Regions from separate parts of the Mus musculus genome. Here regions 1, 2, 3, 4, 6 and 7 are each linked to region 5. The links are chromatin loops, found by intact Hi-C in ENCODE. Cell type or tissue: heart. All regions are shown on one strand. Links, peaks and the distances in the headings refer to the core of each region. The heading gives the core; the rest is flanking DNA. Region 1 holds the start of Polr2k (polymerase (RNA) II (DNA directed) polypeptide K). Region 2 holds the start of Gm34150 (a long non-coding RNA gene). Region 3 overlaps Ankrd46 (ankyrin repeat domain 46). Region 4 overlaps Gm33936 (a long non-coding RNA gene). Region 5 holds the start of Rnf19a (ring finger protein 19A). Region 6 holds the start of Pabpc1 (poly(A) binding protein, cytoplasmic 1). Region 7 holds the start of Ywhaz (tyrosine 3-monooxygenase/tryptophan 5-monooxygenase activation protein, zeta polypeptide).

The links. Hi-C counts contacts between places; a loop is a spot of excess contacts. Peaks named below come from ENCODE experiments on the same cell type or tissue, not always from the same donor. Only the 100,000 strongest peaks of a DNase experiment are listed, where the experiment ranks them.
Region 1: it touches region 5 in a loop (6-fold over the local background); 6 of 42 quality-filtered maps call a loop at or near these places.
Region 2: a loop joins it to region 5, with 6 times the contacts of the local background. A loop is called at or near these places in 13 of 42 quality-filtered maps.
Region 3: a loop joins it to region 5, with 2.9 times the contacts of the local background. A loop is called at or near these places in 21 of 42 quality-filtered maps.
Region 4: it touches region 5 in a loop (1.9-fold over the local background); 4 of 42 quality-filtered maps call a loop at or near these places.
Region 6: it touches region 5 in a loop (7-fold over the local background); 5 of 42 quality-filtered maps call a loop at or near these places.
Region 7: a loop joins it to region 5, with 3 times the contacts of the local background. A loop is called at or near these places in 2 of 42 quality-filtered maps.

The regions. Positions count from the first base shown.
Region 1 is chr15:36,172,107-36,176,482 of GRCm38, forward strand. Polr2k (polymerase (RNA) II (DNA directed) polypeptide K) reads left to right here and starts at 1,904. Exons shown (of 4, transcript NM_023127.3): 1 at 1,904-1,975; 2 at 2,881-2,950; 3 at 3,278-3,370. The coding sequence starts at 2,890. It also overlaps a transcript of Spag1 not described here. In heart, for the core only: no CTCF peak of the experiment used is centred there; a DNase peak (open chromatin) is centred at 1,895; H3K4me3 peaks cover 1,531 bases; H3K27ac peaks cover 1,047 bases; H3K27me3 peaks cover 205 bases.
Region 2 is chr15:36,372,708-36,377,083 of GRCm38, forward strand. Gm34150 (a long non-coding RNA gene) reads left to right here and starts at 1,645. Exons shown (of 4, transcript XR_383935.4): 1 at 1,645-1,961; 2 at 2,494-2,758; 3 at 3,344-3,519; 4 at 3,964-4,376. In heart, for the core only: no CTCF peak of the experiment used is centred there; DNase peaks (open chromatin) are centred at 974 and 2,224; H3K4me3 peaks cover 1,822 bases; H3K27ac peaks cover 2,088 bases.
Region 3 is chr15:36,486,582-36,490,957 of GRCm38, forward strand. The region is part of intron 2 of Ankrd46 (ankyrin repeat domain 46); the gene reads right to left. Among named protein-coding and RNA genes, the nearest start is that of Ankrd46, 8.0 kb to the right of the region's middle. In heart, for the core only: CTCF peaks have their summits at 2,290 (motif pointing left) and 3,512 (motif pointing left); DNase peaks (open chromatin) are centred at 2,330 and 3,380; H3K27ac peaks cover 610 bases.
Region 4 is chr15:36,349,634-36,354,009 of GRCm38, forward strand. Gm33936 (a long non-coding RNA gene) reads right to left here. Exons shown (of 8, transcript XR_383927.2): 4 at 3,987-4,075; 5 at 1-84. Among named protein-coding and RNA genes, the nearest start is that of Gm33936, 17 kb to the right of the region's middle. In heart, for the core only: no CTCF peak of the experiment used is centred there; a DNase peak (open chromatin) is centred at 2,228.
Region 5 is chr15:36,280,861-36,285,236 of GRCm38, forward strand. It overlaps Rnf19a (ring finger protein 19A), which reads right to left and starts at 2,287. Exons shown (of 10, transcript NM_013923.2): 1 at 2,052-2,287. In heart, for the core only: a CTCF peak has its summit at 1,711; DNase peaks (open chromatin) are centred at 1,821 and 2,381; H3K4me3 peaks cover 2,748 bases; H3K27ac peaks cover 2,239 bases.
Region 6 is chr15:36,606,910-36,611,285 of GRCm38, forward strand. Pabpc1 (poly(A) binding protein, cytoplasmic 1) reads right to left here and starts at 2,064. Exons shown (of 15, transcript NM_008774.3): 1 at 1,405-2,064. The coding sequence starts at 1,597. In heart, for the core only: a CTCF peak has its summit at 2,670; DNase peaks (open chromatin) are centred at 1,152, 1,652, 2,212, 2,672 and 1 weaker place; H3K4me3 peaks cover 3,133 bases; H3K27ac peaks cover 2,952 bases.
Region 7 is chr15:36,791,398-36,795,773 of GRCm38, forward strand. Ywhaz (tyrosine 3-monooxygenase/tryptophan 5-monooxygenase activation protein, zeta polypeptide) reads right to left here and starts at 3,141. Exons shown (of 7, transcript NM_011740.3): 1 at 2,748-3,141; 2 at 2,082-2,278. In heart, for the core only: no CTCF peak of the experiment used is centred there; DNase peaks (open chromatin) are centred at 404, 1,244 and 2,274; H3K4me3 peaks cover 3,514 bases; H3K27ac peaks cover 3,636 bases.

The DNA.
Region 1 (4,376 bases), core at 199-4,198, 110 kb before region 5:
TGAGACTATGCCGGGGCCTAGCAAACACAGAAGTGGATGCTCACAGTCAGCTAATGGATGGATCACAGGGCTCCCAATGGAGGAGCTAGAGAAAGTACCCAAGGAGCTAAAGGGATCTTCAACCCTATAGGTGGAACAACATTATGAACTAACCAGTACCCCTGAGCTCTTGACTCTAGCTGCATATGTATCAAAAGATGGCCTAGTCGGCCATCACTGGAAAGAGAGGCCCATTGGACACGCAGACTTTGTGTGCCCCGGTACAGGGGAACGCCAGGGCCAAAGGGGGGGAGTGGGTGGGTAGGGGAGTGGGGGTGGGTGGGTAAGGGGGTCTTTTGGTATAGCATTGGAAATGTAAATGAGCTAAATACCTAATAAAAAATGGAAAAAAAAAAAAAAGAAAAAACAAAAAACAAAAAGCAAGAGCTTGAGAGGCAGCTCAGCATTTAAGAGCACTTGCTGTTCTTGCAGAGGACAGGTTCAGTTTTCAACATCTAGGTATGACAGCTTATAACAGTCTGTAGTTCCAGTTTGGGAGGGGGGGTCCAACTATCTCTTCTGATCTCAACTGGCATCCACACATAACTCAAATCACAGTAAATCTTCAAATCTGCTTGCAGTATGAAGTCCTCTTACAATACCCATGGGCTTAACCTAGTGTCATTGTACAGATGTTTAGTGTGCACACTTGTTTTCCTCTTCCTGCTTGTTGAGGAGAAGGGGTACTTTGAAACATGGCTGCTGGTCAAAATATGCTGTTAGTCTGGATGTAGAGGAAGAAGCTGGAAAGTACTGTTTTTCTGATTTCCTTCTGAAAGAAATTATCACTGTGAGCTCATGCATGCTAAACAAGCATTTTATTACTGCTTAAGTAATAAATTACTGCTTATTAAGCCAGCAATTCTAAAAAAACAAATTTAATTGTCATCTAGGAAGACTGGAATTTCTCAAGATGGTCTGTGAATATCAAAGGTTTGAACTAGAAATGAAAGACAAAGCTCAAAGTTCTTCTTGATGGATGGAGAATGGAGAGTAGTTTACTAAGTTACCAGAGTGCCCACTGGGAGAGAAGCCATCTCTTTAATAGTTAACAACTGTTTTTACTTGAATCCCTTCAGGTTATCCATCCTATTATTAAAATAAACGACTGGTGTGAAATAATTGAATGTAAACGTCCTGAACCCAACAGATGTGTTTTACTGAGTTCCAATTTTGATGTGTGAGAACACACACCTGTACTCTACTGAACTGGTCAAACACAGGAAGGAGAGTACTAAGAGAAAAGCTAAAGCCACCAACTAGTCGAAGTAATTGATGGAGCTGCCGTAAGAAAGCCTTGGCTTCAAAAAGGGAGGGAGATGGCAGGCGTTGTGATTTGCGCGATTAATCTCAGCATTGAGGCGGCGAAGACAGAGGATTGTACGGGTTTAAGAGCAGTCTCAGCCTGGGCTTCCCCTTTCCCTCTCTTTCCACTCCCCAACATAAAAAAGAGAGGTGACAGGAAACTAGGAGAGAACTGGAAATTGAAAACAAACAAACAAGCAAACAAAAAACCCACACGGGCATTGAACAATTTGAAAACCGCCATGTGCGAAGTGTCAAATCGTGAAGTATTGGTAGGGTAGCCTGCTGGTGTTCGCCTAAGCATCGGGTCGGTTAAGACTCCAGCATTGCCTGTCTTGGGTTCCTCCTGTATCTGCCATTACACAAGCACAAACCTTCGAATGCCGAGCTGTGGAGATGTTTTGCTACCCCAGAGAGAAGGGCAAATAAAAACAAAACAAAACCCCACAGGAAGCAGGTAGGAGAAAAACGCTGTAACCTGCCTCAGAAACAGAAGCGCCAGTCCCCCCGCACTGCGAGGGAGAGGGGGCGGGGCTTCGTTTCGTCATAAATCGGCGCCGGAAGTTGGCGAGGCAGCGCCGGAAAAAGCTTTTGCGTGCTCAGAGAAGGGACGCTTCTTCCAGCTGTGGAGGTAGGGAGTCTCCGGCTGATGATTTTGGAAGTAAATTTGTGGCAAAACCAGGAGAGACACTTGGCTTTAAAATCTTTGTGGGCAGCCGGGAGAGGTAGCACACTCCTGCCATTTGAGCGCTTGGAAGCAGAGGTAGGAGAATTCCGCCTTCAACCAGCGCCTTGACTTTGAGCCTGGCTTAGGTTACAAAGTGAAGACTCTCAAAGTCTTTTCAAAGAACCAAGCGCGTAAATAAAGATCCCCGGTGGAGTTAGTCTCGAGACAAGCTTTGATGGAGCTATTGCTCCTAGGTCAGATCTGAATTCCTTTGAGGAGTGAGATTGGGCAAACAAACCTCTCCTTAGCCTATTAGTGTATTACTCTTGTGTAAAGAGTAATACACTCTAGGATCGTGAAGACTGTAATAAACATTCCCCCTGGTGTTTATTATTATTGAAATTGTGGGTTTTGTTTTGTTTTGTTTTGTTTTGTTTTGTTTTGTTTCGAGACAGGGTTTCTTTGTGTAGCCCTGGCTGTCCTGGAACTCGATTTGTAGACCAGGCTGGCCTGGAACTCAGAAATCCGTCTGCCTCTGCCTCCCAAGTGCTGGGATTAAAGGCGTGTGCCACCACCGCCCGGCGAAAATGTGTTTTATTCTTAAGACCCAGCCCACACCACAGTTTGGGGGAACTATAGGTATAGATAAAGAATTGCGACTTTTCCTTTTTTTTTTTTTTTTTTTTTTTTTGTTTCCCCATCTGTAATACTGGGTATTTATCCTTGGGCCTCTGCATGCTAGGCAAACATTCTATTGCGTTTTTCTCTAAGGCCGGAAAATAAGAACCTTGTATTGCGTCTGAGAAAAAAAAAAAAGAGGCATGTTTTGTGCGAAGACCCTGATACTCAGTCTTTGTCTCTGATTTCAGGCACTAACAATGGACGCTCAGAAAGATGTTCAACCACCAAAGCAGCAGCCAATGATATATATTTGTGGAGGTAAAATTGACATTCATTTAAATAATGCTTTACTTAAAAAAACAACCACCACCCAAAAATCCTCTCTTACATGAGTAAAATTATAACGTGGAGCACTTTAGCGATTGTTAATGTAAAATCCCCCTCCCTTATTAAGATCTCTTCCTTTTATCTGGAAAAGGTGTACTGCCTACAGCCCTTCTTTCTCCTTGGTCTGTTTTGGCAATAATCGGGCACTTGGATGCTTTGGTGCCTTTTGGTTTGCTCCAGTTGAAATCTGTAGTTATCATTTGCTTCCCCCATAGTGTTTCTCTTTCAAGCATTGAATAAATGTGCTTTCTTTCCCAGAGTGTCACACCGAAAATGAGATAAAGTCCAGGGATCCCATCAGATGCAGAGAATGTGGATACAGAATAATGTACAAGAAAAGGACTAAAAGATGTATCCTTTCAAGCACATGTTCTAAATGTGCAGAGGAAGTGACTAATACTTGGACTGATAAAGACTAAGACCCGATAAAAGTAGTAATAACTTTTGGATTATCTATTTTTTAAGTAGAGTGCATGTGGACTTATTAAGAATGAGAGCTGAGAGAGTGGAGACTCCACAGGAGGTACACCCAGATTAATTATTTTAATAGGATTTATTTTTCCCAAAACTTGGGCGGCGGGGCCCGGTGAATTCAAGGCCAGCTTGGTCTATGTTTAGTATTCCAGACCAGCTAGAGCTACTTAGTGAGACCCAGTCTCAAAGAACCAAATGGGGGCTAGAGAAACGGATCAGCAGATAACAGCATTGCCTGGTTTATCCAAGGGCCCATTTCTAGAACCATGATTGCTCACAGTCACAGGTGGTTGGATAGACAGACCCCTGACCCTAGGGACCCAAATGGTACAATATATGCATGCAGGCAAAAGCACTCATGCATAAAATAAACCTAAGTAAAGAAATTTAAACCCTAATAAGTACATTTTCAATTTATTCATTTATTTAGGGTATCACTGACCATCCTAAAACTCTGGCCTCAAACTCAGAGATCTGCCTACCTCTTCCTACCCCCAACCTCCAAATACCAGGATTAAAGGCATGTACTGCCAATGTGTTTCTTCCCTTTTTTTTTTTTTTTTTTTTTTTTTTTTGTAAACATGATTAGCATTTTCATGTACCATTCATTATGGGCTCTCAGTAAGTCTTTTTTACTTCTCAGGAAATCTTTGTTTTTACTAGTAGTCATTGTTTGTTGTTGGTTATGAACAATCTAAAGTATAGAAGAAGTTAATAACTTAATGAAAAATAGTGAGGCCTACAAACTGTTTCATGTTAACCAACACAAACTCTTAAAAGTCAGCCTGCTCTACAAAGTGAGTTCCAGGACAGCCAGGGCTATACAGAGAAACCCTGTCTTGAAAAACCAAAAGGAAAAAAAAAGTCATCAATTGCTTCAGTG
Region 2 (4,376 bases), core at 178-4,177, 92 kb after region 5:
ACCCAAGGAGCTAAAGGGGTCAGCAACCCTATAGGAGGAACAACAGTATGAACTAACCAGTAACCCCCTCCCCCCCAAGAGCTCGTGTCTCTAGCTGCATATGTAGCAGAGGATGGCCTAGTCGGCCATCAATGGGAGGAGAGGCCCTTGATATTGCTAAGATCACATGCCCCAGTACAGGGGAATGCCAGGGCCAGGAAGCAGAAGTGGGTGGGTTGGGGAGCAGGGCTGGGGGAGGGTATAGGGGGCTTTGGGGATAGCATTTGAAATGTAAATGAAGAAAATATCTAATTAAAAAAAAGAAAAAAAAGAAAATGTTCATTGTCCAGGCATGGTGGTGCACACCTTTAATACCAGCTCTCTGGAGGTAGAGGTGGGTGGATCTCTATGAGTTAATGCTTGAGTTGAAGATCAGTCTATTCTACTATATAGCACAGTGGTTCTCAGCTTGTGGGGTGTAATCTCCTCCAGGCGGGGTCAAATGACCCTTTTATAAAGGTTGCCTATGACTGTTGGAAAACACAGATGTTTGCATTACAATTCACAATAGTAGTAAAATTATAGTTATGAAGTAGCAATGAAATAATTTTGTGGCTGTGGGTCACAACAACATGAAGAACTGTATTTAAAGGGTTACATCATTAGGAAGGTTGAGAACACTGCTATAGTGAGTTCCAGGACAGCCAGCACTACATAGTGGGACCCTGTCAGAAAAGAAGAGAAGGAGGGGGGAAAGGAAGTGGGGGGGAGGAAGGGAGGGATGGAGGGAGGGAGGGAAAATATGCTACTTTACTAACAGCAGGTTTTGTTGGATTATGAAGTGTCAGTGAGTAGGGAAATCAAATTCAGGATCTTATGAAAGCCCTGAGTCATTTTCTCCCAGATGCGAATTTGCTACATCTTGGCTCACATAAATGAAGGCTCCCTTCCTCAAGGTCTCCAGGAAACAGAGGGCAGACAGGAGGAGCAGGGACTGGTGCCAGACAAAGTGCGCTCTGGCGCAATTGGAGAGCATAGATAGGCTAGGGGCTACTGCAGAAGGCTCTCTCCTTCCCCTTCACTCCAGGAAACCCTCTGCTGGTCAGGGGCTGCTCTCTTTTCAGTGATGGAGCCAGCAGTCTTCACAGTCCTGTCAGCACAGACATTCTGGGGATATTTGCAGGATCAAAAACAAAAACAAAATTAAAAGAAAAAAAAAAAAACCTTGAGAGGTTTTGTCTTCAACTACACTTTGTCACAGTCTTGCTTTGTTCCTCCCATCTGGCCTTGGGGGAAGTAGGTTAGCCCATCTAGGCAAGTTTAACAGCAGGTTCTGGGGATAAAGCCCCACAGTCACTATGGGCTAGTCCCAGGATGCTAAGGAGAGGCCTGGTCCCTGCCCCAGCATGCCTCAATCCCCAGAGCTTCTTCAGAGAGGGACCATGCACCGCTCTCTTTAATGTAGGCAGAGGCAGTGTGAAAGCACAGGCACAGGAGCCCGAGGCCTTGGCACCCCGGTGTTCTACCTGGCTGGAGGAAGGAAGGAGAAGCCCACCAAACTTAAAAGGGCTCTGGGGATTAAGGAAGACTCACTGCTAAACCTCCCTGGAGGCAGGAAGGGCTGCTTCTGGGTTACTCCCTGACCAAGGTCCTAGGAGAAAGTGCCTGTGAGGCTGGCTGTGTTCTGCCCCGCCTCCCAGTCTTCTCTCCCACACCCTCTCTTTCTCTCTTCCCACCACCTACAAGGGCAGCTTGGAGCCGCCCAGCCACACAGCGCACGCAACAGAATCTCCAGAAGTTGACATGGTTGGAATGCGTCTGGGGTCTCAGTAGCACTGTAGCTGAACCACACACGCTGTATTCTAAATTGAAGTAATTCGAACGCTCATGGAGACCCTGAAGAGCACAGGGGGTGACAGTGACCTGATAGTTCAGAACCTCCTGGAGGACAGGAAGAGAAGTTGGCTCCTGTGGCTATTTGGGTTGGTAAAGTTGACCTCGGCGGGCGGCGTATCTTGCTCTAGGAAAGGATTCTGGATTCTCCGGATGGAGTACTATCAAATTGCTACCAAATTGCTCTTACTGGCTTTCTGTATCCACCGCCTAGGCAGGCAGTAACTGTGTTCCTGTGAGTGTTCCTTCTCCCCTCCAGGGGCTGAGCCCAGGGTTGGGGCTCCTGGAAAAGAGCATTCATGAGACACAAAAGCATAGAATGTAATCTCGAATTCACGGGGTGGCTTTCCCTTCCCTCTCGCCATGCCCAGCTGCTTTTCTGAGTCCTGGCAGCCTTTTCTCTGCAGCAGCCTCCCTGGAGCCACTCCCCTTCCCCGGTGAGGCTGCTTTGCATTCCACAGGCACTCTAGACCGAAGGGCTGTTTGTCTAAATGGCGTAAGTTGCTATTTCTTTACTGCACTTCTGATAAGAAACTGCCTTGAACGTGGAGGACTTCCGGTCTTCAGTCTTGCTCATTTCCCAGATATTGCTCTTTTCTTTCTTTCCTTTTTTAAAAACAGCTCTAGAACTCTCGATCGCAGCCATGCCTGAGTGGGCGCGCAGCAGAGTTTAGGCGGTTTGGGGTGCTAATTAATTCAGGTGCAGAAGAGCAGCCCAGTCAGGCGAAGCTGGCACCTGGCCCATGTGTGAGTGGTGACTCACCTGCTGGAAGACAATCTGGGGACCGTATAGCTTGAATAGCAACAAATACTTGGCTTGATTCATGCGTGGATGTTTACGGATTATCTAGAAGGAAAGCTGGAGCCGGGATGATTCCTAAATAGGGTAAGACAGGTTGACAAAGTCATAAAAGCTACCCAGTAGGAATAAAGTCCGCCCACTCATCAGCTCTGTTGCTAAGATTCTGTGTTGATTCCTGACTCAGAGGATGGAGCAGCGTGCAGCCAATTGTTCTGGAAGAACTCTGACTTTGTGGGACTCAGAGTGCCTTCCTAGGTGGTCTCTGGAGGGGTCAAATAACTTCAAGCAGGGTGCTGCTGGTTCCCATTTGGGGACTACCTCTGAAGCCAAGGCTGAACTCCCCCTCTCCTGACTCCTCCTCCTCTTCTCTCCCTCCCATTCCCCCTCCTCCCCCATACTGTCTTGCCCCTCCCCTCTTCCTTCTCCTGCCTCCCTCTCTTCTCTCCTTTCCTCCCAACTCTCTTTTCCTGTCTTCCCCTCCTCTCACCACCTTTTCTTCCTCATTGATCCCTCTCCTCTCTCTCCCTCCTTCCTCTCCTTTCTCCCTCCCCTCTCCTCTTTTCCCTCTGCATCTTCAGACCTTCAAAGATGCTAATCTTCAGATTAAGAGGATACCAAAGATGTTTTGGTATCAGATAATCTGATTTTTTTTTCAAATATTCATTATAGATGTCCTACCAAATTGGCTTCCAGGCTGTTACAATGGCTCAATGCAAAGATTTGGCACTAAGCCTAACTAACAACCCGAGTCTCATCCTTGGAACTGTTTAAAAAAGATTTTGTTTTGGAGTGGAGTGGTTGCTCATGCCACACCTTTGATCCCAGCACCCAGAAGGCAGAGGCAGGTGAGTTTGAGGCCAGGTTGGTCTACATAGTGAGTTCCAAGACAGCAAGGGCTCTGTTGAGAGACCATGTCTCAATGAACAAACAAGAAAATATGAAAAAAAATCTATTTGCTCAAATGTGTTCTAAATGTAACTCAGTTAACAGTGGTAGAAGGCCATGTTAAAAATAGGCAGAATCTGTCATCCCTTTTACCGTGAACCAGGTTTCAGCATAACTGAAAGCCAGGTGGATTGAGGCATGTTCTTCTATAGATCAACATTCAGAGTCGGGTGAATTTTAGTGGAAACTTCAGAATCAGAAAATAATCGTGTTGCAGGAAATAATCGTGTTACAGTTTTTATTGGGAGGGGACTAGTGGTTATCAACAGGTAATAGTTTGCAGTGGTGAGATCAGCCAGTCAGCTTCAGACATTTTAACAGTGTTAACAATGCACCCCCCACAGAGATGGTTAAAACCCACACAAGGAAACAGACCCATGAGTGGAGTATGCCAAGAAACAGTTGAGCCGGAACCACAGCCAAGCCAAATAATCTCTGATCTCGAAAGAAGATGAGGATACGGGAGGCACAGTTAAAGGCCTTGCAGGAAAGGCAGGTGAAAGCTGGGTTTGGGCAACCAAGAGAAACTGTGCTGCTTCCCCAGGTCACTGCTGAGGAGACGCAGAGAGGTCAGCTCCAGGGTAGAACAGACTCAGAGACCTCGGAGGATACCTAAGAGCCAAACACAGTGAATGAACTGGGCAGATCCTAATTTGAACAGATAGCAGAAAAGTTAATTTTGATAACTGAGAAAATTTATCAAATGTCAATGATTTTTTTTTGTAATTTCAATGAATGAGATAATGGAATTATTGTT
Region 3 (4,376 bases), core at 124-4,123, 210 kb after region 5:
AACGCAATCTACCCTGCAGAACACTCTATCTGAGGTGCAGGACTTAAGACTTCGTTTTAAAAGTTAAAGGAACCAACACACTGATTTTTAAATGTCATTAAATCAACAGACTTCTACAGAATTAACCTCTTCTGCTGTCTTATGGTCACCTCAGTACTCGGTTTTTCGAAACTCCCAGTGTCTAAGAACTGAGATGAGGAAGACAGACACAGGCCAAGGCAGCAGCTGTGCCCAGGGTACAATTCACAGCACCAAAGCCCCCACTCCACCTGGGTTCTGTGATCTGAATTCCCTGGAGGCTAGGCACATAGTAGGCAGCTCTAGTACCAAGTCCCATTAGTGTTCCAGAGAGCTCGCACTGAAAAGCTAGCCCTGTGCTGCCTTAGCCACGGTGTGCTGCCTTAGCCACAGCCCACCCTGCTTCACCAGCTCTCTCCTGCCCTTCACTTCAGCTGAGAAGAAAGTCAAGTCTCTCAAAAGGAACTCTGAAGAGAGACAGCAACGCAGAGACCGGGTGTTTACAGAGAAGGCTCTTTAAAAACAATTCATTTATTTTTCTATCATGTGTATGTCTGTGCACACCATGTGTGCATGCCACTGTACATGTGAGAGGGCCAGAGAACAGCTTGTGGAAATTGGTTCTCTCCTTCTACCATGTGGGTCCCAGGCATCAAACTCAGGCCATCCAACTGGGCTGCAAGCAGCTTTATCTTCTGCGCCATCTTGCCAGCCCCTGTGGAGAAGGCTCTAATTCACAGGCTCAGCTTGCACAGTTTCTCAGGTGAAATCTGCCTGGAACACTAATGGAACTGGGTACTAGGCCAACTGACTGTATCTAAGCCCCTTCCCGAGGGTCCGGGAGTGCAGAGCCCAGAGGCACCGAGCCTGGCAGGTTCTCAGCCTCTCTATTCGGCTCTGCAGCCCAGGCTGCCTGGCTCCAGAGCACTGTGTCTACCTCCTCTTGGCTCTGAGGCAGGCATCAGCCCGTACACACTGAGGACCTGTTCCTTCTGTCCCTCCAGTGCTGGGCCCAATGGAGCAGGCATATACTTGGGGTTTTTACTGAATGTTATGTAACCCTAACAACTTCAAGCTAAGTTTCACTCTCCATGAATTTCTGGAAGAGTCCCTTTAGACTTCAGGCCAAGGAGATGGGTGGTCTTCCTGGTCTTTCAGACAGAGACCTGGCAGAAATGTGCAGGGTTATACAGAAAAGACTAGAGACAAGCAATCAAGGAATGTCACCTATAACAAGGTGCAGTGTGATAAAGAGCGCACTGTTCCGTGACACACACGGCCAGGGGGCCTGTGCACATTCCCCAGAACACCTGAGGTGAAGCAGCCACTGGCCAGGCCACCCAAGTGACGGCCAGGCACTCAACTCGGGAGTGAGAAGGAGAGTACAGGGGCGTGACTGTGACATGGAGCTGTGACTACTGACAAAGTGCAGGCAGGAAAGAGTCCTCCATGTGTCATCTTCAGGGAGAAGCCGGGCTCTGGAAGTCACCCTCAGCCTCTGGATTCTCAATGCATATTGGCCACAGAGTAAGTGGAAGCTAACCTCTAACTTTAGCTGATTGATTTTTGCAGGGTCATGAAATTGGAGCCCAGGGCTTTGCAAAAGCAAGGTCAACCACTGAGCTACCCTAGCTCCACAAATAACTCTTAGAAAGAAAATGCTGTTCATAAGTGGGGGAAAGGTTCGCAAAGACCCGGAGCATATAGCTCTGCCAGACAAACGGTCTGGCTCTTGTCTCTGCAGCAGCCCCTGCACTTGCCAGGCCTTGTTCTTAAATCGCTTGTCACCCACCCTCAGACTTCCCTTGGGCCCATTTGGTGCAGCAGTGTACCCGGCTCAATTCCTATGAAGAACTGTTGAAGCAGGGTGCTGGGCAGCAGCCTGGGTCACAGAAGCGCAGCATCAATCACTAAACATTCACTGTGCCTGAAATCCGTCATTTGAGCTGGTTGTACTTAAAGTCCAAATCCAAGAGAAGCAGGAGGGAGAGATCTGAAGTCTGACCCATGCGAGGAGCAACTCTTAGGACTGTAGAGCCAGTTTTCTTGTTGCTGGGAGCTGACAAAGTTTGGCCACCCAATCCAGATGTGTGTGGTGCTGCGCTGCCTGGGAGTGAAACCAGTTTGGATCCTTCTCAGCTGTGTGACTTAGTCCTCAGGCTGCAGTTATTACAGTCCCAGGCACTACAGTACCCTGCTGTGCGGGAAGCAAACTTGAAAGGCATGTCCATCCCTGGGTAACAGAGTAGCTTCTAGCAATGGGGTGACATCTAGTGGGGAGAAAAACCTTCCAAGAACTGGCAGAGTAAAAACACAACATCTGGAGTAGCCTACAATGGGGGCAGCCAAGCCCCAGAAAGCACACTGGCTGTCACGGAGGCCCTGGTTTGTAAGGGCAGTGTGCATGAGGCCTGCCCACAGACAGGCACACAGGCAGACTTGTGGGCACTGCCATAGAAGTATGCGGTCAGGTGTGAGGGGTGGTGCAGTCTCAGAACTCTTGCCCTGCGTGCAGCACTGATGCCATCACTCACCCTACCCTAGCTGTCCTTCAGGCCTCAGCTGTGACCGAAACCTAAACAACAAGCAAGGAGGTTTGGGTAGAAGCTTGAGAGCTGCCGACTTGATGGTAAGTTCTATGGAACATGATTTTCCATTTACATCCCAAATTCTAGATTCACAGTCTTGGATCAAAGTACACAAGTTCTAGGATCAAATTCTTCATGGCCGGAAACTAATGGGAAGTGACGTGCTTTCGTCTGGGCTGTGCTGGAAGCCTTACATTTCTTTCCCTATCCAGAATCAAGAATCAAGTTCATACAGTATGGATTTGATTTTCATTTTGAAAGTCACTGGGAAAGCATGAATAAGTGCGACAATCCTGGTTCAAATGCACTGGTGACATCACACCTATGGAGGAGCAATTAGAAGCAGGTATTAAAGCTAAGATGCCGGAGCAAAATGTATACAAAACTGGCATGTTGGGGAAGGGGGCCATGAGATCTCAGTGCACAAGGCAGGGAGGGCTGTGGGGAGGACTTTGGGGAGGGCCGAGGGGAGGGCTGCGGGGAGGACTGTGAGATCTCAGTGCATACGCTGCCTAACATCACAGAAAGCAGCAGAGGGAAGTAGTGTGTGGGAGAGGGAGCCCAACCTGGAGTCTCCGTGCTCTTGGTTGTTCTTATCCCTGTAAAGGAGTCCAGTGGCTTCCAGTTAGAAAGCAACCACCCATGCCCGTGCGCACTCCTAGATCTCCCAGGGAGCGGCGACTGCTCATAACCCAAGTGGACACACACCACAGACCTCAGGCCAGGGGATAGACACACGTGTTCACATTCCAAATGGACTCCCTCATCCCAAGAACAATCCAGCTCTGCAGGGTCACTGCTCCACAGGAAGCAGCCGGCACAGCGTTCTGAAAGCAATCCTGTCGTCACTGAATACAAGTAAGGTTTTGTGGAACAACAATAACAAAGTCTTTGACAATGTCCTCTAGTGGACAGGACGTGACTGAATTCCTGGCCTTGCTGTGCCTAAGCATTTCTCACTGTCTGAGATAACAAGAAACTAAAATCACTAAGACAGGGGCGTCTGCTGTATTCTGGCAATATTTAGATTATTTATTGCTTTATTGACTAGAGTTTAGTCACAACTCAACTTTTTTAGAAAAGATAATAGATTTAAATCAATCTAAATAAATCTCCATAAAAGTAATCATTGCTAGTTTAGATAGGTTAATACTTTTGTTTTCTAGATTCTTTGCTATGTAAGTCTGCAGTGTCTGAAACTCTCACTACATGGGGTCCTTTTCAGTTTATGATCTATACTGAACTGCCTGGACATTAAAGGCCTGGGAGGTGGAGCCTTCTATGTTCTGCCCCTCGCTGATAGACAACGGCTGATTTAACAGCATTTCTCATATCCAACAGTGACACCTTGTGAGGCATCAGCGTGGTTTAGTTTTAGAGACAGCCTTGCCTTGTACGTGAAAATAGAATTATGCAGTGGCTGGCAGGTGCTGCATCCTTCAGGCAAAGCCTCTATCTGAACAACACGGGGAGCGACTTCTTCCTTCACACAGCCGCGAAGACGGTCTAGTAGACATCTCTGGGCTGTCTGACTGCCATGAGGCTACACACATCATAGTATTACACCAAGTGACCTTTATAGACCCTTAAAACCCAGCCACTCTTACAAAGTTGGTATGCTACCCCGGAGGCCTCGGTTGGACCTAACACATAACTGCAAGCGGCCAGCTTTCCTTCCCAACAGCTGTTAAAACAGCATTGTTGCTAAATGACCCTGAATTGGGAGAAGGCCCTGGCACACAGCTGTTGGATGTCTAAAGCTGAAACCTC
Region 4 (4,376 bases), core at 109-4,108, 69 kb after region 5:
GAGGTAAGCTGTGTGTGTAACTTTCCTGGCTTCTCCAGTGTTTTTCTATGTGCACAAGGTCCCCCTCCCCACTCTGCAGGTGTCCTGAAACAAGGAAATGTGAGTTCTTAATTAGTTTTTCAAAAGTTAACAAATTCCGGTAGAGATGATATAGTGGCTCAGTTCAAATGTCGGTTAACTGCCCTCCAGAGTTTAGAATACAACTGATGTACACAGTCTATCCTGAACTGTTAGAGCAACTTAGAGACAAGATGACAGCTGGTTGTCTGGGAAATAAGACCTTAGGTGGTAGAGGTAGTGCCAGGGGAGTTTCACTTCGAGGATCTTTTTCTCCTCTCTGAGACGCCTGAACACACTGAGCACCACAGCATCCAAGGAACATCAGAAAGGGTCTCTGGTCTTAAGTCCACCCCAGTCAGGCCATACACACGCACACATGAGTGCACACAGACATGCACACACATGCTCACACTCAAAAGGCTCATTGGCAGATCTGTTGTGCTTATAACATCCACATCTTTTGGATCAAACTTGCACACACAGATCTTTACAGTCTTGGTCCTGGGTACCTTGCAGGCAAGCTGATGGAGAGCCTACATTTGAGTACTGTGTGGGCAAGGCGGGACCCTGGGTTTCCAGAAAGCAAATCTCTGGTGTTAAATGCTTCTAGGAGCCAAACCATGTCCTTTCTCTGCTCCACTCCTTCCCTAAGAACAACCAAACCTGATTCAGATATCTAATGAGTGTCTGTGTGCATAGGTGCATGTAGGTGTTTGTGTGTGTGTGTGTGCGTGCGCGCGCACCCATGTGTGTATACATGCATGAGCATGTTTGCATATCTGTATTCATGTTTGAGTATATGTATGTGTGAGTGTGAACGTGTGTGTGCACATGTGTATGCACTTATATATGCATGTGTGAGTATATGTGTGCATGTGTGTTCATGTGTAGATGTGAGTTTATGTGTGTGTGCATGAGTGTGCAGGTACACATGTGCATGTGTGCAAGTGTCCATGTGTGAGTGCTTGTATGAGTGGGTGTGCATGTGAGTGGCTGTGCATGTGTGTTTATATGTGTGTGTGAGTTTATGTGTGTGAGTATGTGCACATGTGCATGTGCCAGTGTGTGTGTGTGTGTGTGTGTTCATAGTCATCCATGGATGGCTTCTTCAGGTACAGTCCACCTTGTTTTGGTTTTGTTAATTTTCTCAGACAAGATCTCTCACTGGGTTCTGTAGTTCACGGATTGGGTCACGCTGACATGGAAGATCTAGGGCTCTTCCTGTTTCTGCCTCCCCATCACTGGGCTCGAAAGTGCTCTCCACCACATCTTGTTCTGTACACAGGTGCTGGAGATTGAACGTGGTCCTCATACTTACATGACAAATGCTTTTCTAACTCTGCTACCTCTCTAGTTCCACAAATATGATTTCTCTACAGAGCTCCGTAACAATCCTGAGGCCATGGCCAGTCACAAGATTCACACACAGTTTTAAACATTTATTTAAATGATACGAAAAGCTTGAAAAGTGTCCTCTGTCTCTCTTTTGCTTTCTGGTCTCCATAGGTGAACGGACCCCTCCACACCATCTTAGTCATTATGCACAGCCTCAGCAGATGTCCAAGGGCAGCAGAACAGAAGAACCAGAAAAGGGAACGTGTCTTCTCCACACAATCTGTAAATCACACGTCACCTAGGTTTGCCACAGTAGTAGTGGCAGAAGGATATCCTGTTGGTTTGTGTCCCATGTATCTGGATAGGTCAAATGGCCAAGGTCAGGATATCATATGCCTTGTACTCTCCTGGTGGGACTTGAGATTCTGTTCCTTTATCTTCTTCATTCTCTCCCATCCCTGTCTCAGACTTGCACCTGGCAAAAGGCAGACCTTAATAGCAAGAGATCTATCATCAAGGATGATAGTGAATTCAATATCACTAGAGGAATCCTTGTGGATAAAGAACAGCATAATTATACTAACAAACAGGACTCCTTTCCCTGGGTTTACAGAGGATTCAGAAAGGGCCACCTCCTTGTCTTCTGATTTCCTACTGTGGTTTTGTCCTGTGTTTTCCATCCCCATTACTCTCCAACTCTACCCCACCCCCATGCCTACCCCCACCCCACCCCCACACGAACCCCACCCCACTTCCACCACCATCATCTGGGAGAGCTGGCATTTGTGTTTATAATTTATGAATGGCTAAGGAAAGCCCCAGCATTCATCCTGAGGTTGTTACATAATGGCTGTTAGAACTCGGAAGGGGATACAGCAGGAAGGGCTTAGGAACTGCCAAGACAATACTTTTGAGTATCTATGCCTTTCTTTCTAAAATTAGACATTAGAGAAAACTTCCTTCTTCCTAAAATGCCATAATAGCAAATTATAATAACAAGAGATCTGCTTGGGGCAGAGGCAGGGCTGACGATGGCACAGTGGAGGCTGGCAAGCTGCAGCTTGCATCACAGAACTGTAAACTTCTCAGATTTTATTGTGAAAGTAATCCCACAGTGTGAAAAGTAATAGCATGCAGTATTTGTAATGAGGTGTGTGTATGTGTGTGTGTGTGTGTGTGTGTGTGTGTGTGTGTGTGTGTGTGTGTGTAAGACGACTAAGTCCAGGGTTAAGTTAAATAAAGGTTTTTGTCAGTTGCCTGAGTTATCCAGACTTAAATTCATTCTGTGAATATTTAGCTTTGAAAAAGTATTTTTCCTCCCTGGGCTGCAGAGATAACTCAGTGGCTAAGAAGCTTTGTTAGAGCATCTGAGGAGATGGCTCGGTGGTTAAGAGGGCTTGCTGCTCTTACAGAGGACCTGGGTTCAATTCCCAGTGCCCTCGTGGAACAGCTCACAACTGCCCGCAGCAACTCCACTTCCAGAGAACCCCATGCCTTCTGGCATCTTGGGGTACCTGCATGTACACAGTGCACATAAAGTCAGACAGGTATAGACCATCTAAGCATTCAGGTAACAAACCAGGCATCTGGGGCACATCTGTTGTTTTGTTTTATAAAAAAGAAAGAACCAAGGTATGTTGGGTAGAGTGAAATATGGTGAGGTGGAAGGGCTGCCTTTGCAGGCTCATGCTGAGGCATCCCTTACCCCTGAAGTAGCAGCCATACGATGGGTCTAGTAAAGGCAGAGTTATTTCAGGCATGGGAAGGGGATTTGTGGAGGTAGTAGAGACAGAGAAAGGCAGAAAGTGGTGGGGAGAGGTAGGTCAGGAACACATGAAGAGAGAGGGGGGAGAGGAATAGGGAGAGAGGGACAGAGAGGGTAAGAGAGTAAGAGGGTAAGAAAGAGATGGAGGAGTGGGCAAACAGCCCCTTTTATAGTGATTTATACCTGCTGTTGCCAGGTAACTGTGGGGCAGAGCCTAGAAAGAATGCTAACACCTGTAACCTAGCTCTGAGGAAGGCAGAGACAGGGAGATCTCTGGGGCTTAGGAGCTTCCAGCTTATCAACAACGAACCCCATGTTGAAGGAAGGGCCTGCCTCAAAGGAGTAAGTGGAGAGTGACAGAGAAGGACATCCAGTACTCTCTTCTAGTCTCCACATGCCCACATATCTATCACACACACACACACACACACACACACACAAATAGATAAATAAACAAATATCAACATTTCCCTATGTATATTTATTGGAGGATGTCACAAAAATAATTTTTATTTGTTTTTCCCTGTTTATACTCACATGAAGATATTATAAAACCATTTTAAACTTTTTATCTTACAAAAATAAAATTTAAGTTTCCCAGATGGAAATTGCCAGTTCGTGCCCTCTGAGAAAAGCCTCGATGTTCTGGGCCGTGCCTGTGAGGCTTCTCTGCATTCCCACCAGCTCCTGCCATCCTCCCTGGCCTATTCTTCACCGTTATGATAGGTGCTGAAGTGCCCCGATGGATATTCTTGGGTATGAGTCTACTTCTTGACAACCCTTTTAAAAAAGCATTGTAGGATTCAGCATAAAGGTAAATACAGACCTTCTCCCTGAATAGCTCCCCTTGCTGTTTTCCATTGTTGGTCAGTAAGATGGGGTCAGCAGCTACTTTGAGGGAACAACACCCAGCCCCTGAAGAAGCAGAGAGAGTGAGCCTCGAGTCAAACTTAGCACGTGACATGGATCTTAAAAATAAAAAAAATGCCCACATATGTGTGGATTTTTTTTACAAGGAATTTCTTCATGTCTAGCATTGGAACCCAAGAGTAACTCCTCCCGCCCCCGCTCTTTTGTTCTTAATGCTGGAGCTAAAATTCTGTACATCAGATCCTAACTCCTCCTGCCAAGGTGGATGGGGGAGGGGAGGGAGGCTAGGACAGGACCAGACAGGTTCCGAGTAGCCCAGCAGAGCAGTCAGAACTGGACTGTGGCT
Region 5 (4,376 bases), core at 193-4,192:
CTGCCTAAAATTATGCATACATCTATAACTCATTAAAGTACAGTGGTGTCTCCAAGCTAGGCAAGGAGTACAGGTCTTTAATCCTATCAGGGGCAAGAACTCAGTGAGTTTAAGGCCAGCTTTGTATATATAGCAAGTTCTAAGCCAACTACCAGGTTATGTAGTGAAACCCTTTCTCAAAAAGGGGGGGGGGGGGAATTACTCCTGAGTACATTATACTCACAACTGCAAAAACATTGCTTGGACGCTGTGTTCATGGCAAGTCAAGTCCATTTACTTTCTACTTGGTGCTGAAGTATCTTCAAAAACACTTAAGTAGAAGATAATATGGCACTGTCATTTTGCCAGATTAAAAAAGGCACCAAAAATCCAACACATTGCCACAAATATTCAAAATGAAATTCTAACATTTGCTAGGCAACAGTACAATGAACAATTCTTTATATTAATTCTAATGTTCAACCAAGGCATCTCCAAGATGAGGTATTTCATGCAGCTATTTTAGTAATGAATAGGTTTGTTTCAACTTCTAAAATAATTCTGCAATTAAAAAAATTAACCTTACTGGGGTTCTAGAATGAGAATCGATGATATAATAAAAAAATACACTCAGGCTAGCTGCCATATGCATTCTTCTTCAGAAAGACACCTTGCAATGACATTAAAATCTTTCCATGGTCACATGAAATTTAAGCTTACACTGTATAATATATATATATATATATATATATATATATATATATATATATATCTTGCTTTTGTTTTGCATAATTTGGTTTAGTAAGTCCCAAGACTTAATACCAATTCTTTGTCCATGAAATTGTATGTACCAAGTAAAGAACATTTGAAAGTAAGGACATAGCCATTTTCTAAATATTTACATTTTAATTCAATACAGACAGCTCTGTGTTAAAGAAGCTTAAGCAAGCAAATATGGAAATGACTTGAATTACAAACAGAAGCACTAGGATGTGCAAAGAGACCGGTTTATAGCAAAACCGGAAAGGGAAAAAAAGACAAGTATCTCGTCACACTACATACAATGAAAAGGGTCAAGAAATTCTGGTTAAAATATTAAATAATCAAAGACTGCCAGGTACGCGTGCGTATACACAAACATACACAAAGTAGAATGAGGAAGATCAAAATATTTTGAAGGCACCAACCACGGAAAGGCCCGCTTTCATACCTCCCGTTTGCTATCATTTTACACCAGCCTTTATAGCCAACCCTAGGTTTGAAAATTGCAGCTGCATTTAAAGGCCGTCCTATCATTACCAACATTTTGCGACATTCTCAACCCTACACAAAGTAAAGCACCAGTCGTGTATTTCTATCTCCAAGGGCGCCAACAAGCAAAAATTAAACCTTTCTTTTTCCCATATATAGCCTTCACCATTCTCTTCCCTCTTTTATTTGCTGCCCTTGTCTCAGGATTAACGAACCTAAACCACTTCTTCCCATTAGTGGAAATGGAAAAAGAGAAGAGAGCGACAGTAGAGCGGAATCCCAGACCGAAGGAAAAACTGGCAATTCAAAGTGGTGGCCTCACTCGGGGTGAGGGCAGGGAAAACCCCAGACGTGGAGTCCGGAAGACCCCCGTTCATCCCCAGGCTATACGGCTTTCCGCGCCGGTGCCTGCTTGTGTGCGCGATCTCCGCTCCCGAAGGAGGCGGTCATCTCCCCGCCGCCCTCCCGGGCCCCAGGCGGCAGGCTTCGGGGGCGAAGTCCGCGGCGCCCAGTGTGCGGCGAGGCCCGGAAAGCGTCCCGTTAGAGGCGATTTCACCCGTCAGGAATGCGCTCCGCCCCCGCCGCCTCCCCACGGCGGCCGCCCTCGGGTCTCGTCCGCTCCGCCGCCCCGGAACGCTCGGGGCAGCGCCGTGGACAGTCACAACACCGACGGGGCCACAGGCCCGGCCCCCCACGCCCCGGCCCGCACCCCGGAGACGGCCGCAACGGTCTCCCGGCCCCAGACCGAGGCCTGAGCGGCGCCTTGAATCCCCATCCGTAGGGGAGCCGCCCGGCTCCCGCGGCTCCGGCGCCTGCCGTACCTCAGCTCCTCAGGGCGGCGGCGGCGCGGGGCGGCTGGCGAGCAGGCCCATCCCGCGGAGGCAGAAAGCGGAGGCAGAACGGAGGACGACTTTTCAGCACCGCCGCGGAACCTTCTCAGCTAGGGCGAGAGCTGCCGGTGGAACGGTTGCGGGCGGCCGCTTTCCCGAACTCCCCTCTGTGACTCCAGTCGGACCGTCGCAGCCGGGAACCAACACAGCAACTGCCATTCTCCCCCGCCCTCGCCCCCAGGCCCCGCCCCCTCCACTCCCTCCTGCCCCACCCGGCATAGCCCCGCCCAGCGCGCCTTGCGTCTTGGCGTCAAGCCCCGCCCCGCCCCACGTCGACCAGCCGCGGTTATCTCTGGGACGCGGTGGTTCCTTGGCTCCAGCACGTTCGCCTCGCACTGCGCGCTCTCGCCGCCGGCCCTCCCGCGGGCGGCGACTTACTCGGAACGCGCCGGGCAGTGGGGCGGGAGACGCCCTTCTTGTAACCCCGACCCCGTCTCCGTGAGGTGATAGGAAGGGACGGCGGGAGCCGCGTTCCAAGTGGAGCGCTTCCTGAGCGACAGGACCCTGACTTAGCTTTTCAATCCTTTGTTCACCTGCTTGATTGGCAACCCTCGGGAGAGCAGAGCCGAGTCGTCCCCAAAGAAATATCTCAGGTCTTATCAATGTCTGATACAGTAGGAGTTACTTTGGCCCAGCCTGTGTCTTCCATTCCCCTCCAGCTTTTGATCCAGTCGGACACCCTTTGAATTTTTCACCTACATAAGACTTGGTATAGAGTTAGTTAAATAAACAGATCCCTTTCCTGTCCTGATCCCATCCTCTCCGTTTATTTCTCTTGGGGACTTAGATCATTTCCTTAGAATCCTGAGAAATGGATGTGATGGATGCCAAAATGTCCATCCACCATCTGTTACTTAATCTAAATATATCACTCGATCCTTATTTCAGTGTGTCTAAACTAGAAACTCACCAAGGAGCCATATTTTTTCAAACCCCACTTGGCCTCTTTGGTAACACAGTAAATTTTTCCCAGTTAGAAACAGGCTAGGCGATCTAGGGCTAAATGTCTTTGACCATACATCTTAAAGGGAGTAAGTATGGATATGATTTCCATTTATTGGAAGTTGAGAGCCATTATGTGTATACCTTAAAATGCTATCAAAAGGCTGCATTCGATGCCCAATAATCTACAGGACACTTTAAGCCTACGGATAGTGCAAGAGTAGCTTTGCAGTACAAATGGAGTAATGACTGGTAAGGGTTTTGAGTAAAGAATTGTGCAGAATAACAGTGGTCCTGTACTCTCTATAGTCATCATAGTTCTGAGAAATTAAATTTCTGTCTTCCTAGAAATTGGAAGGGTCTGCTGTTACTTACTAGTCCAATATGCATATCCTGAGAGAGATATACCTGAAGGACATCTCCACTTGAATCTATGGAGGCATCTTGTATTAGATAGTTTTATCTTAACATGAGACAAGCTAAAGTCGTTTGAGAGAAGGGATCGTCAATGAAGAAAACACCTCCATGAGACTGGGCTGTAGGAAGCCGTAGGACATTTTAATTAGTGATTGATGGAGAGACAGCCCACTGTGAATAGTTTCATCCCTGGGCTGTTGGTCCTGGGGTCTATAAGAAAGCAGGATGAGCAAGCTATGAGGAGTAAACCAGTAAACAGCACCCCTCCACAGCCTCTGCAACAGCTCCTGCCACCAGGTTCCTGCCATATTTGAGTTCCTGTCCTAACTTCTTTCGGTGATGAACAGTGATATGAAAGTGTAAGCCAAATAAACCTTCCCCAAGTTGCTTCTTGGTCATGGTGTTTTGTGGCAGCATCAGAACCTTAAGACAAACCTATAGCTCAAGTCTGTCTGAGATAGACAGGGGCTTATCTAAAACAACCCTTACTTCTCTCATCCAAGCAGAGCCAAGCCAGAAGTCCAGGGTTCTCACAGACACCCTGTCTTTGGTCCCTTTCACTGAGTCCCATTTATTATGCCCTCTAAATATCACTCTGTTCTCTGTGCTGTATACCCTTTGCCTTTAGGACAACAACTTCAAGTTTGGCTGCCTCCCCCAAGAGAACGTGGGAAAATTGAGATGCCTAGGCTGCATCCAAGTGAAGGGGGCTCTGGAGAGCCGTATATTTTTAAATTCCAGGTGATAAATGTACTTTCGAGACTGGAAACCATGCTACAAAGTCACCGTTTCTCCTTGGATTCATGCAAAGAAGCTGCTTGGCCTCCGGTGGGCTTTTTGCTGCATTCTTCCTAATTTACCCATTGTAATTTATTCAACATTGGCTCAAGAAATATT
Region 6 (4,376 bases), core at 240-4,239, 330 kb after region 5:
GGTCCACTGACACAAATGTATAAAGTTAACTATAACCATGGCAATTTGAGGTTCGGCTTTTCAAATCCCAGGACCTTTAAAACCTGGGCATGTCTGGATTTAAAAAAGAAAAGAAAACCACTAAGTTTCAAGTCTTTCAAGTTTTGTTTTCATAGAAGTTCTGGTTACTCTATCCCAAGCTACCTTCCTGTACCTTACATTCTGTCACCTGCCAGAGTTGAAAGCTGTAATGAAGTGACACTAAAAGTGCCCCTTAGAGAGCAAGGGGCAGGCCACCTGCTGTGCCCTTCTACAACTTCTGGCTTACCAGAGCATCACTTAAGATGCTGCTTACCCCAAATCTCACCTTTAATCTAGTGACCACTCTTTAATTCCAGTCTTCCTTACTAAAATAAAACCCAGAGCTGACTTCTAAATCAGAGTCATCTAGATTTAAAAACCCAACGATATCAGGCCATAGATCTTATCTGATTCTTAGATTTCTGTTTCAGTGAATTGTCAAACTTAAAACAAACTCAATGTGTTACTTCTTAATTATTGCCCAAGATTCATGGATATTCCAAACCACTTTACGAAAGAAAAATCAAAGAAGCTTTCATTAGTTGGATGCTATTAACTCAGCATAATTTGATCCAGGTTACCCTAATATTTAGGACCAAAACTGGTCAACATGTTTAAAATTCATAACCACAGGTGCTATTTTAGAAAAAATATACATATGTATACATTAAATAACGACTTCTATTAAACTTAAGATCTAATTTGTTTGAAAATGAGCCAAGGAGTCTGGTGCCCTAGAGTCTTCCACATCCCCTCCTCCACGGCATGGTTAAAGAATACTTCATCTAGGGAAAACCCCAAGCAATTATATATGGTATAAGGTGCCTTTCCTGGTCCACAGGTCAGAGATGTGCTATTAGGAACGAGCTTACGACCCTAAGGACCACCACCACCAGGCATCACCCTATTTAACTTTCTTCTAAAGCCTAGGGCTCCTCCCAGCGATTGAGCCACCGGCAGGAACAGGCCTCGGGCCTGTGAGGTTACAGGGTTCAACACGTGGTATTTCCCAACACTGAATCGTACTTCCTCCCCGGCCTGACTGCCGGGCCAGGGCAGGGGATGGAGGGGTACCTCCACCCGCCGCTCCAGGAGGGTACTCGAAACCCCCGAATCCCACAGCTTGTGGCGGGAGCGCGGTGAAGGCTATCTCAACCACCCTCCGGGCGCGTCATCGCCCTAAAGTTTGAGAGCGACCGATGGCGAGAAAATGGTCGCAGAGGAGGAAGTGCCGGCCCGCGAGGGGCTGCGGCGCCGTGCCCTCCCGCCCCCTCGCCCGCCCCGCTAGGCCCGCCGCCCCGGCCGCATGGCCGCCCGCCCGCCACCCTCCGGCCTGCCGCTCACCGTCCGCCGGCTGCTGGAAGTTCACGTACGCGTAGCCCAAGGAGCGGCGGGTGATCATGTCCCTGCAGACCCGGATGGAGAGGATGGGCCCGGCCGGGCTGAACTTCTCGTAGAGCATCGCCTCGGTCACGTCGGGGTGCAGGTCCCCCACGTACAGAGAGGCCATGGGGTAGCTGGGGGCGCTGGGGTTCATCTCGGCACGGCTGCCCGCGGGGCCGCAGGCCGCGACCTTTCCCGTGAGAGGAGGAGAGCGAGTGCGGGGCCGGGGGACGGAGCCGGGGGGAGGGGAGCGGGGGCGAGCGCAGAGGGACAAAATTCAACCGGAATCGACGCGTACTCAACGGCCGTGGAACCGGGGGAGCGAGGCTGGCGGTGCTGGGTCCGGGCGGCAGGAAGGCCTCGGTCTCTGGGTTCCTGCTTGGAGCTGCGGGGCCGCGGGCGGGCGGGTCGGTCTCGGCTGCTTCACCGGGTTATTTTATAAAAGAGGAAGAAAAAAAATAAAAGTCTCCGGCGGGGGAGACGCGGATTTTTTTGTAAATTTTTTTTGGGTTTTTTCAAAGGATTTTTTAGATTTTTTTTGGATTTTTTAATAATAAATGTGTGTTCCGAGCCCGGAGCACACACTCCGCACTCTCAGCACTAACCGCCGGGGAGAAGGGGAAGCACCGCCTCCTGCACCCTCTACTTATACCCCCCGCCGCACTCGCCCCGCCCACGCGCGTCTGACGCCAGGGCCCTACGCGAGCGACGGCGCCGGAGGAGGCGGAGGAAAGCGCAGAGGAAGGGAGAGGTGGCGGCGGCTGCCGCTGCTGCGGGCGTGGGGGTTGGGCCCGAGGCGGGGCGGGGCTTCTGCGCAGGCGCCACAGCCAGGGGCCGACTTCCCGCTGCGCAAAGCCAGGAAAGGGCGGGACGGCCAGTGGGCGGCCTCGGCGCGGCCGCTGGTCACGCCCCTTGCGCACACGCCCCGCCCCCGCCCGAAAGAGCGTTAACCCGTCAGCGCAGCGGGTGGGCAGCGCGCGGGGCTTCCGGGTTTCTGGGCGCCAACCGCCCCCCACGTGCGCGTCTAGTGGCGGCCTCTTCCCTCCGCCCCGGCTGAGGTTCTGCTTCGCTAGCCCCCCACCCCCGAGCGGCGCTGGAAACGGGTGGGCGGGCGTGAGCCTTGCCGGCCGGGTTTCCTAGGTGTGCGCGGAAGGAGGCAGGGTAACTGCCTCGTTCTCCTACCCGGACCGCACTACGAGTCCCAGCGGGCAGCGCCGCCACGCGCGTGGGCCGCGGAAGCGGTGCCTGCCGGGAGCTGGAGTTCTCAACGGCCGCGGGCTGGCTGACCTCAACCGGACCCCAACCGTCCCGGGCGTGACCCAGCACGGGTCCGCGGCCCCGACGAGGGGGAGGGGAGGGGATGGGATAAAGGCAGTTGGGAGTCTGGCGCTTAAGATGTTCTGTTGGAATCACTTAGCCACTTCCTACATTTTTTACAGTGGTAAAAAGGACTCGAAAAAAAAATTTTTTTTCCTTTAAAGTATGCGTTTCTCATAATTACTCGGTATCTGTCACTCTTACCCAAACAAACCTGGATAGCCTGCTTAACTAGGCGTGGTTGGCCACGCTTTTAACCCACTTCACCAGGCGTGGTGCCCACGCCTTTAACCCAGCTTTGGAAAGGCAGGAGGGGTTTGCAGATCTCTGAGGTCAGGGCCACCCTAATCTAGCTCTTGGATGCCAGGGTTTGGGGATTAATATAAATGATTGATAGGCACAAATATATCAACTCGTAGAAATGACATTACATCAACCCAAAAACTCCACTTTAGTAGGTTTTACAGTTTTTGAAGTCCTCTATAAACATCCTTTGACAATGATGTGTGGGAAGTGAAGCAAATAGTACTATTTTTACCGTTAATGGTGTCAGAAGTTAAATGACTGCTCAGCTCTTCAATGATCGTTAGCCTAGCCTATTGCCTAGTGTAAATTAGTTATAACTCTTCTCAGTTAGAATTTAAGTCCGGAGACTCTTACACAGATGCTGTCCCCTCTCCCCCATCTTCACCTCCCCACCCATATTGATGGAAGATAACAGTTTTGAAAAATATGTTGTATGCTTAACACATGAGTATCATTTAAGGCTGTTCTTTGTTTGTTTGTTTGTTTGTTTTTTTGTTTTTTCGGGACAAGATTTCTCTGGAGCTCTGGCTGTCCTGGAACTCACTCTGTAGACCAAGCTGGCCCGAACTCAGAAATCCGCCTGCCTCTGCCTCCCAATTGCTAGGATTAAAGGGGTGCACCACCACTGCCCGGCTTAAGGCTGTTCTTTAGGAAGACACATTATGCTATGTAATCTAAATCTGTTTACTCAAATAAGGCTCTAGTTAAAACAATAATTCATCAAAACACCACCGTTCAGTCTACTAGGAAAGTAGTTTAAAATCAATCCATTAGTATAGTCATTGAATGTCCATCGTGTGCTGGGTACCCTAAAGTAAAGATAACGAAGCAAAGTTCTTATCCTCAGGACGTTAATAATGGTTTTTCTGGTCACCATAAATATAAACCTGAAGGTGTAGTGAATATCGAATCCCAGCACTTTATCAGGTGGGATATTACTATTAGAATCTATTCTAAAATTTTTCTTCAAAATATGAAAGTGAAAATTCCATTGTTAGTGTTTAAAAGAAAACAACATCATTTTAGTACTTAAGCTCCTAGGCAAAGAGCAATATAAAACGAAATGAAAACGGAAGAGGCCTTTGAGAAAGCTGTCAGTATAACTCAGTGAAGGTGTTTATTGCCCTGCCTAACCTGAGTTGGATTCCCCAGGCCCAACATGATGGGAGGTAAGAACCAACTCCTGCAATATTCCTCTGAGCACACATTCCAAGGACATGAACATAAGACCGTTGTAATATGCAAAGATGGCAGCAAAAGTTAAAACCAGGTACAATCACTACCTTTACCTACTGTTTTTTACATATCCT
Region 7 (4,376 bases), core at 257-4,256, 510 kb after region 5:
AGCAACTTTCCCTCTAGTGTGCATGCAGGAATGCGCATTGGGGGTGCGGGTCAGTTTAGGGACCGGGACCTACAATGCCTATAAGCATACTTCCAGAATCGTGAGTCATGTCAGTGTAATTATATTCTAGCTTTTTAATGTATATACTCTTATCAAAGAGCCACTAAGTTTTATTTTATTTAGCACCCTCCCACCCTGATCTACTACACTTGTAACATTTGCCAGCTGATCATGGTATAAAATTATCTGAAGAAAACTGCCTAATTGCTGCTTAAACTATCTTAAACACAATACCACCAGGAATCACTAAGCCCAAGACCAATCTGTGTCTAAACAGCGTCCTATGAACTCTCGCCTAGCACACAGGCACACTCACTTCCTACTCTGAGTGAGCACTAGGGCGTCCACAGCACATGGAGGGAGCCAAGCGCTTCCGATGTCTGCTGCCTGCTGCAGTCTGGAGTCACGGCAGGATTTCTAGCAGTCACAACTCCTCAAGCTGGTCTTCCTCATATTTCCCCAGTTTTCTTTCGCTCAATTTTAAAGTTCCCTAGATTCCAATTTACTTCTCATTTCTTCAACAATTCCAAGAGCAAAATTCTAAATCATATAGTGATCCCACAAAATACACTTTAATGAAAAGTCACAACCTGAATGCACTAAGTGTAGGAATAAAGAGTCACTGCCGCCCACCATGGAAATTCTTTCCTTTACCTTTCCAGAAAGGACCTCTTTTTGGTAGCCAAATGAGCAGTGTCCAGAACAGAAACACGGATAGGGCTAGCTTAAATTCGAGACACAGTACCTTCCGTGCATTAACTATTTAAAATTTGTGAACCCATACTTCCCCCGGGGTCTCGAAATCTAACATTAGAAACGGTCACTGGTAAATGTTGCTTCCAAAAATGATGTAAGCCTAAGTCAGTACAAACGTTCCCCCGCCAACCTCCCGGATAAGGGGAAGTGGATTAGGTTTCTCACAGGAAAACGAGCGCTCCTGGGCCTCGCCTTCAGACTGCGGGAATACTCGCCGCACCCACTTAACCCTTGGCTGCCTGAGGCCGGAGGGTGGGGCGAACCGAAACCGCGCAGCGGTGACTTTAAAGCGCTAGTCCTTGCGTCCGCGCCATCCGCAGCCACCTCCCCTCCTTGGCTCCGCCCAGGCTGGTGCCTCCGCGCTAGTCCCCGACTCTCTTTGTCATGGCGGAACTGTGTCAAGGAGCCCAACCTACTCCGACTGTGAATCGCCCCCCCACCCGGGCAGAGGGAGGAGCAGTCCGTGCACCCGCCCCAGTCGGAGGGTGGTGGTGGAGGGGGAGCAGATCACCCTCCCCGGGGGCCCGATGCCATCCGCGCCCGCAGAAGCGGAACCGCGGCCGGCCCGCGCCGGACACACCCCGCTCCCGCCCAGGGTCCCCTCCGCCGGTGTCCGACCCAAGCCCCGATGTCCCGACAGCTGCGGTAGGGGGAGGGGCAGGGCCCCACCCAGACAGGCGCAGCCCCCATCCTGGGGCCGCAGCTCCTGGAAAGATGCGAACCTCCCACCAGCCCAGGACGCTGGGGACCCCGTGCCCCGGTACCCCCACGCCTAGCTCTGGCCGCGCCCCTCCCCCACCGCGCGTCCCGAGAGTCCTTTCTGGCATTGCGGGCCCCAGCGAGCCCAGCCCAGGGTCCCTGGCGGGCCCCACCCCAGAGCCCCGCGTGCTACCTGGCTGCCCCCCGCCGTGGGGGAGGGGGTGGCGGGGGCGCCCCGGGTGGGGGCGGCCTCACCTGCGCCACGGCCGAGTCACAGTCGCGGGCGGAAGCAGGGTGCCGGCGGGGGCGGATCGCGGTCGCCCTCGGGAGCGGGAGCCCCTGGGTCTCGCGCGTGGGCGCCTCATCCGCCACCCCCACCCCGGGGACCAGAACGGGGCGATGAGCAGCCCGGCAGGCCAGAAGCAAGCGGCCGGGGGCGGCGGTGGGCGCCTGCCCGGGCCCGGCAGAGCCGAGCCGCCGCCCGGGTCCTCCTGAGAAGACCCCTCTCGGGCCGCAGCGCGGCGGCGGGCTGAAGGGACCGGAGGCCGACTCGGGCGGCTCCTCACCTGTGTCCGGAGTGGGTGGCGGCACACGGACGCGGCTCGGCGGTCTCTGGGCGGCGGCGGCAGCAGCGGTGGCGGCGAGGCTGAGACTCTGTCCCTGATCTGGCTGCTCACAGGCTACAGCCGCTCCGCAGACACGGGGTTTCCTCCAATCACTAGCCCCGGCAGCAGGGGCACCACACGCACGATGACGTCAAACGCTGCTATGGCAACCGTTGATTGGTGCCCACAGTTCTCCGGCCCGGCGCAACCGCCGCTCCCCTGCGCGCGCCCGGCCGGCCCGCCCGTGCCCGAGGGCGAGCGGAGGAGAGCGCGTACTCGCGCTCCGCTCCGCTCCCGACCCTGCCTTCACCCGCGTGCTCGGTTCGCTCCCCGCCGCCCCCGCGAGCTGCCCTCCCTCCCCGCCCCTGCGGCCCGCGGAAGGAAGCCTCTCCCCGCCCCCACCTCACTGGCGGGCACATCCGGGACCTTCGCGTTCCCCCCCACCCCCTTCCCGCTCGGCCGCCCTCTCTCTGCGCCGGTAATGGCGGTGGGCGGGTTGCGGGGCAGGGTGAAGGCAGCTCTACTGCCAGGGCATTGTGATCAGAAGCCGAGAGTAGGGCAGCGGCTCCGCCAACGCCGGGGCAGGGAGGCCCGGGCGCGGCTGCTCCCTCGGGCGGCCCGCTTTACCTTCTGGCTGCAGGAAGCGGCCTTAGACCTTTTAAGGCTGGGAAAAGCGCGAGGCTGAATGACGCCCTGCCTTTCCAGTCGCGAGCTCGGCGTCCACACCGTGACAGCCGCGGGGACAATGGGTGGTCGCTGGGAGGAGCGGGGAAAGGGTTGGGCTAGCGGGTTGGACGTGATCGTAGAAGCCTGACGTGGGGCGAGGCGGGGAAACAGGCTAGAACACACCGAACTGTTGTCGTGGGCTGCACTTTACCCTCTGTAGAGCTTTCATTGGGAGACACATTGTTCCTAATTAGCGCATTGTAAGAGAGTGACCGACCCTTTTAGGTCCTGGAAGCAAGGTTAGGGAGCGTGGCCGTTCCTAGGGCTCTAGCTGGAGGAGGAGCGAGGCTCCTCCGCCCGGAAAGGGGGGGGGGGGAGGAAAAGGGCGGAAATTGCAGGTGCCTGAACCCGCAAGGTCTCCACCCAGGAGACGGAAGTTGAAAGGAGATGCAGTCTCTATGAAGAATCTGTCCTTGCTCTCTTTAAATGTGCGCCTCTGAGCTAAAATATTTTCACTGAGCCCCTTCTGGGGCCTACACTAAGCACAACTGGAAAAAGAACCTCAGGAATTCAGCCCCAGAGCCCCCTGGAAGACTTCATGACAAGCATTCTTTCCCTACCACTGTCTTTCATCAGAATGTTGGTTACATTGTTTGAATCACAAGTTTGTTGTACAAATTATAATTTGCCTGAAATGACAGCTAGGTAGAGATTTGCCTGTGACCAGTTCAGTGTCGCTCCCCTCGCCAACCGCCCTCCCCCCTCCCAACACACACACCGGTTTCCACAGCAACAGATAACATGCTAAGCAGATGAGCAAATTAATTCAGGTTTTATCTCCAAGATACTGAAGTCAACTTACTTTGGCTGTAATGTAAATTCTTTCAGGGAGTGACTCACTTAAAATGACTATTTCAAAAGCTTTTATGTTTGCAGTTTTGTAGTAGGTGCTAGAAATTTGACAGAAGATACTAGGTTAAATCTTTTGTAAAATGGAAATGTCTGTTAATGTCTGTAATACACGTCTATATGGAATATACACCTCAGGGAAAGTTAAGAGATTTCTCTGCATAAATTGCAGACTTGTTTTGGAAAATAGTTTGGGCTTTTGCCTTGTGCATTAACTAGCAAGGTTTCTTTGTGTTTTAATAAACCAAAAGGTGCTTTTAGTTTTTACAAACTCCAATCAACATGTTTGCCTAATAAAGGCATAATAAGGCTGCAAGGGGGCCAGAATTAGATTTGCCATGGAAGGTCAACTGAGAAGAATTCTAAAGAATAATATGTAGCAAAGCCAAAACCCAGAGCCTATAGGCCTGAAGTATGGGGAAGTTACTGGTGAGTTTGATTAGCTGCCCAATTGTCTTCCTGTCTTCTTTACTTGGGTCTTACTTCATGCAGTTGATGTCTCCGCTATACTTTGATAGGCACAGTAGTAAAATATCAGCAATAAAAGTACTACCATCTGTGGCTGAGGAATGCATGTGTGTTTTCTCCATGTAGTTTACTGTAATTACATTTTGGGAACAATAAGGGTGGTAGCTGTCCCTGGTGTTCAAAACCCAGTGAAAACGAAGTGAAACAGTTAAA